Linked DNA regions of Homo sapiens: region 2 is linked to region 1. Evidence: read pairs that join two places in POLR2A ChIA-PET (ENCODE). Cell type or tissue: K562. All regions are shown on one strand. Links, peaks and the distances in the headings refer to the core of each region. The heading gives the core; the rest is flanking DNA. Region 1 holds the start of LOC124904536 (a long non-coding RNA gene). Region 2 overlaps OBSCN (obscurin, cytoskeletal calmodulin and titin-interacting RhoGEF).

What was found. Peaks named below come from ENCODE experiments on the same cell type or tissue, not always from the same donor. Only the 100,000 strongest peaks of a DNase experiment are listed, where the experiment ranks them.
Region 2: POLR2A ChIA-PET joins it to region 1 with 6 read pairs; 3 of 35 experiments call an interaction of 5 or more read pairs at or near these places.

The regions. Positions count from the first base shown.
Region 1 is chr1:228,185,508-228,188,416 of GRCh38, reverse strand. LOC124904536 (a long non-coding RNA gene) reads right to left here and starts at 721. Exons shown (of 2, transcript XR_007066917.1): 1 at 1-721. In K562, for the core only: no CTCF peak of the experiment used is centred there; no DNase peak of the experiment used is centred there.
Region 2 is chr1:228,339,717-228,342,625 of GRCh38, reverse strand. OBSCN (obscurin, cytoskeletal calmodulin and titin-interacting RhoGEF) reads right to left here. Exons shown (of 116, transcript NM_001386125.1): 81 at 2,525-2,681; 82 at 2,004-2,120; 83 at 1,738-1,902; 84 at 1,373-1,531; 85 at 1,012-1,189; 86 at 394-507. Among named protein-coding and RNA genes, the nearest start is that of TRIM11-AS1, 53 kb to the left of the region's middle. RefSeq lists an enhancer at 1,264-1,558. In K562, for the core only: a CTCF peak has its summit at 1,640 (motif pointing left); DNase peaks (open chromatin) are centred at 1,405 and 1,635; H3K4me3 peaks cover 342 bases.

The sequences.
Region 1 (2,909 bases), core at 189-2,688:
CATAGGCCAATTGAAACAGAATAGAAAACCCAGATAGAAATCCAACCGTTTACAACCAACTCATCTTTGACAAAGGTGCCAAGAACATACACTGGGGAAAAGACAGTCTCTTCAATAAACTGGATATCCATATGCAGAAGAATGAAACTAGACCCCTATCTCTCACCATATACAAAAATCAACTCGAAATGGATTAAAGACTTAAATGTAAGAACTGAAATTATGAAACTGCTAGAAGAAAACATTGGAGAAACTCTGCAGGACATCGGTGTGGGCAAATGCTTCCTGTGTAAGATCTCAAAAGCACAGGCAACGAAAGCAAACAAGAAGCTAAAAAGCTTCTGCACAGCGAAGGAAACAAAATGGAGAGACAACCCACAGAATGGGAGAAAATATTTACAAACTACCCATCAGACAAGGGAGTAATAATCAGAATATATAAGAAGCTCAAACAACTCAACAGGAAAAAAATATAGTAATCTGATTTAAAAATGGGCAAAAGATCCAAATAGACATTCTTCAAAAGAAGACATACAAATGACCAATAGGTATACAGAAAAATATTCAACATCACTGATCATCAGAAAAATGCACATCAAAACTATACCAAAGTACCATCTCACTGCAGTGAAAATGGCTTATATCTAAAAATATGGTATTTATACACATCATTATATACACATTATAAAGAAACTATAATCCCAGCACTTGGGGAGGCTGAGGTGGGAGGATCACCTCAGGTCAGAAGTTCGAGACCACCCAGGCCAACATGGTGAAACCATGTCTTTACTAAAAATACAAAATTAGCTGGGCATGGTGGCAGGTGCCTGTAATCCCAGCTACTCGGAAGGCTGAGGTAGGAGAATTACTTGAACCCAGGAGGTGGAGGTTGCAGTGAGCCGAGATCACCATTGCACTCCAGCCTGGATGATAGAGTGAGCCTCCAGGTCAAACAAAAAGAAAATATGGTACTTATATTCAGTGGATGTATACTACATTATTCACTCATAAAAAAGAAGGAAATCCTGTCACTAGCAGCAACATGAATGGAACTGAAGGTCTTTTTTTTTTTTTTTTTTTTTGAGACAGAGTCTCACTCTGTCACCCAGGCTAGAGTGATACAGTAAGCCGAGATCGTGCCACTACAGTGGCACGATCTCGGCTTACTGCAACCTCCACCTCCCGGGTTCAAGCGATTCTCCTGCCTCAGCCTCCTAATTAGCTGGGACCACAGGCGTGTGCCACCATGCCCGGCTAATTTTTTGTATTTTTAGTAGAGATAGGGTTTCACCGTGTTAACCAGGATGGTCTCCATCTCCTGACCTTGTGATCTGCCCGCCTCAGCCTCCCAAAGTGCTGGGATTAGAGGCATGAGCCACTGTGCCCAGCCCAGAACTGGAGGTCTTTACGTTGAGTGAAATAAGCCGGACACAGAAAGACAACTTCGTGTGTTCTCGCTTTCACGTGGGAGCTGAAACAGTGGACCTCGTGGAGATGGAGAGGACTAGTGGGTCCCAGAGGCCAGGGAGGGTGGGGAGGTAGAGATAAGAGAAGTTGATGAATGGGTACAAATACATGATTTGACAGAATAAGACTTACTGTTTCAGAGAGCAGTAGGGTGACTGTACTTTACAATAATCAATTGTACATTTCCAAATAGCTATAAGAGAGTAATTCAAATGTTTCTAGCATAAAGGCAAATCGTGCAGATGATGAAGACACCCCAAGTATACTGGTTTGATCTCTACAACTTGTATGAATGTATTAAATTATAACATGTACCCCAAAAATATGCATCAACTGAAAAAAAAAGGATCACAGGCTTAAATGGAAAATATAAAACTACAAAGCTTGTAGAAAAAACATAGAAGAGGCTGGGTGCAGTGGCTCACGCCTGTAATCCCGGCACTTTGGGGAGGCCGAGACGGGCAGATCACCTGAGGTCAGGAGTTCGAGACTAGCCTGTCCAACATGGTGAAACCCCATCTCTACTAAAAATACAAAAATTGCCGGGCTGTGGTGGTGGGCACCTGTTTAATTCCAACTACTCAGGAGGCTGAGGCAGGAGAATCGCTTGAACCCGGGAGGCGGAGGTTGCAGTGAGCCAAGAGCATGCCGCTGTTGTACTCCAGCCTGGGTGACAAGAGCCAGACTCCATCTCAAGAAAAAAAAAAAAGAAGAAGAAAATGGTCAGAATCTAGGCCTAGGCAAAGAGTTCTTAAAGCTGACACCTAAAGCTTGATCCATAAAAGGGAAATTTAATCAACTGGACCTCATCAAAATGTTAACAGCGTTTGCTCTGTGAAAGCCTCAGTGAAGAGGACTAGAGGACATCCTGCCGACAGGAAGAAATACTGCAACCCAGACACCATCCCCCATTGTCATTTGTGCATTCTGTTCAATAAAATATATTTGTAACCCCGAAATCAATCCTCTGGGAGCGTTCAGAGTCGTCTGTGGACTTAGGCACAGTGAGAACCTCTGCGTGGCCCAGTGCACTCCTTCCCAGCTCAGGTGGAGAAGGTTGTGCCCTGCCTGTGGTTTTTGACTTGTGAAGCATCATTTAATGGTCTATTTGGTGCCACATTTTCCACGTTTGTGCTTTTTGTGGGCGATTTCGCTGTTTAAAGGTGCCTCCCAGCACAGTGCTGAAGTGCTGTCTGGCGTCTAGGTGCAGGAAGGCCGTGACAAGCCTGGTGAAGATCGTGTTAGATAAGCAGGAGTTACAGTGCCCCAGGCCGTGAGCACCACGTGAACGCACCAGCAATCTGTATTAAACCAGGTATCTTCAAACAAAACACACCTAAAGCAAGGTTATGCATTGATTAGGTGATGAAAATGTGACCAGAGGCTCCCAGGAGCCTTCCCAGTATTTCTCTGCTGAGAGATAGATGATAATTTGCTATTTT
Region 2 (2,909 bases), core at 100-2,599, 150 kb before region 1:
AGAAATGATTCCCCCCAGGAGGGGACAACTGGAAGTTCATGCATAGTGCCGCCTGGACCTTTCCCTAGGTGGCTCTCCCGGCAGCTAATTTAACCTGGGCCCTTTGGCCACAATCAGCCCTGACTATGGGACTAGCAGCTTTGCAGAGCCGAGTGCCCCCACTGAACTCCCTCCTCTCCAAGCCTCGGCATCTCCGTGTCCCCAACCATGCTGTCTTTGATTCGGAAGGCGGGTGGCAAGTGAACATATAAGGCCTGTCCATGCCCCAGACTCCCAGCCAAATCCCATATTGGGTCCCCAGCCCTCACAGCCTGTTTCTCTCGGGCAGCTCTTTTCTGTTGCAGGGCCTGCATCCTGGACAGGAAGGCCACAGCCCCTGGCCCCGGGGTTTACCTTTGTACCAGCTGATGACAGGCTTGGGTGTGCCCGTCACGCGGCAGGCCAGCTTGACTGTCTCACCCAGCTCGGCTGTGCAGTCGGCCAGCTCCTCTTCAAAGTCCGGGGGCCCTGAGGACACACAACAGCCCTGAGTGCTCTGTGGGGGGACATCGGGCTGCGGCACCCCCAGGTGCACCTGGCAGGTCACCTGCCCTGCACCATGAGCCCCACATCTGATGGTGTGGCCCCTATGGGGACTGTCCCTTGTCACCCCTCATCCAAGGTCCCCACCTGGAGTCAGGTGAGTGAGGCAGGTGCATGTTAAATGGAGAGCAGTGGGGGCTCGGGGGAAGATTCTGTTCTGGTTGAGGAAGCAGACCCCGGGCTGCCAGACCCTTCACAGCCCCTGACATGATCCGGATGGGTGCCTTGAGCTTGGGGACCCCATGGTATCCCCGACCTTGGATCAGGGCCAACCCAACACCCAGCCCAGGGGCTCCCCATGAGGCTGTAGCCGTCTGTCCCAGGAACGAGCCCACCCCTCACACCCACCCAGGCAGGGACCTGTGCGGCTGCAGCCGGGTGCCCCATCCTGGCTCAGCCACCTGGGCCCCCGGGAAGGTGGACACTCACGCCACACAGGCAGGGCCAGACGCTGCTGGATGCCACAGATCTCCTTCACCCACGAGCTCTTGATAATGGCTGTCCGTGCCTGCAGCAGGTACTTGCGCACCGAGTCCTCCCGCTCCTGCCACACCTCGAAGGCGCGGTCATCCCCCTCCACCTGGTCGTTCAGGTCGATGCTGCTCAGCTGTGGGTGGGGGAGGGTGTCAGCACAGGGAGGGGGACACGGGCTGACCATCCTCAACAGATGTGGGACCCGACGAGGAAACATTCAGGCCACCCTGGACCAGCGGCTGCAGGTGTGGCCACTGGCATCCACCCCGGCGCTGAGGGACAGGGAGCCCCGCCCAGCAGCCCAGAGCCTGCAGACCTTCATCATGTTCCGGAACACGTAGCTGACGGTATCGGTGCGGGAGTCTCGCCGGGGCTTGCAGATTACCAGGTGGTTGCGGAAGAGGAACACGTGACGGTTGTGGCCCTTCCAGGGCATGCGGGCCCCCGGTGCACCCTCCCACACGATGAAGTGGCCCTGGGGGAGGGTGTGGGCTGCGGTCAGCCTGTGGTGGGCCAGATTGCCCAGCGGTGCAGGCCCCACAGCCACCCAGGTACCCAGTGCTCTGCCCAACTCATGCACACACCGCCACCTCCTGGCAGCCCCAGATACAAGCCCCCAGCACCCCAATACCCACCCACATCACATGCATCTCCCGGCCCCGGCCCCTGGCCCTCCCCAACCTGGCGGATGGGCTCGCCCAGGGCCTGCAGGGTGCCTGGGTAGTTCTCCATGAGGGACACGTGCAGCTTGTTCTCAGCGCGCTGTGGCAGGGCAGACACCACGGCATAGGCCTGCTCCAGCAGCGCGCAGTTCTGTCTGTTCCGCGCCTTGTTGCGGATCAGCTCCTGGGGCCGGGGCGAAGGTCAGGGCTTAGAATGCTCCACAGGCTGGAACCCAAGAGACCCAGCCTGGGCAGAGGAGGCGGGGCAGGGGAGGTGGTGCCCACCTTCAGCAAGGCCTGGTAGCGCTGCACCCGCTCCACTGGCTGCTCCAGGTAGTGCTGCAGAGGTGGTGGCGGGGGCTGAGAGGGGTCCCCTGCCAACAGGGCCTCCTCCGCGTATTTCTGTGGGAACCAGGAGGGTGGGTTTTAGGGCAGGAGTGCAAGGCCCACTGATGGCTGTGTCCCTGAGAGCTGGAGGGTGGGTCCCCAGGGTGCACACACAGCCTACACCCCAGGTGACAGCTGTCATCACCTCCTGACAGGTGACAAGCACAGGACTTGGGCTGCTGAAGTGGCCTTCCCAGAAGCACAGGGCTGCAAAAGCAGCTCCACCCGCATTTCTGAACTGAGGCCCAAGGGGGGTGCAGGGAGGCTGTGGGCAGTGGCGAGGTCGGGGAAGATGAGCGCAGGCTCTGATGTGGGCAGAACAGGATGAACCTTGGAGGACGCCTGGGCTCAGTGAGCCTTCAAAGGGAGCCAAGGGCAGGCACTGAGGTTCAGGAGCCCATGAGTTCAGGCATGGGCACCTTGTAGAACTCCTGGATGGCCGTGCTGACGACCACCGACTCAGCCTGCACACGCCCCACCAGGAACTCCAGGTACTGCTCAAAGGCCGCCTGGTTCTTGATGAAGCACATGGCCACGTCGTCGTCCGTGTCGCACTGCTGCAACTCCTGCAGGAAGCTGCTGTGAAGGGGGATGGCATCAGGACTCAGCCTGCGCCCCATAGCCTGGCCCTGAGCCCTCACCTCTGGGAGGAAGCTGGCCCCTGCACAAGGGCTGGGGCCCTGTGGCTCCTGGGGTCTGTGAGAGTGTGCGTGCAGACATGTGTGGGCATGCAAATAAGTGCTTGTGTGCCGTGTATGAAAGCTCACATGAATATTACATATGTACATGTATGTGGGCGTGCAC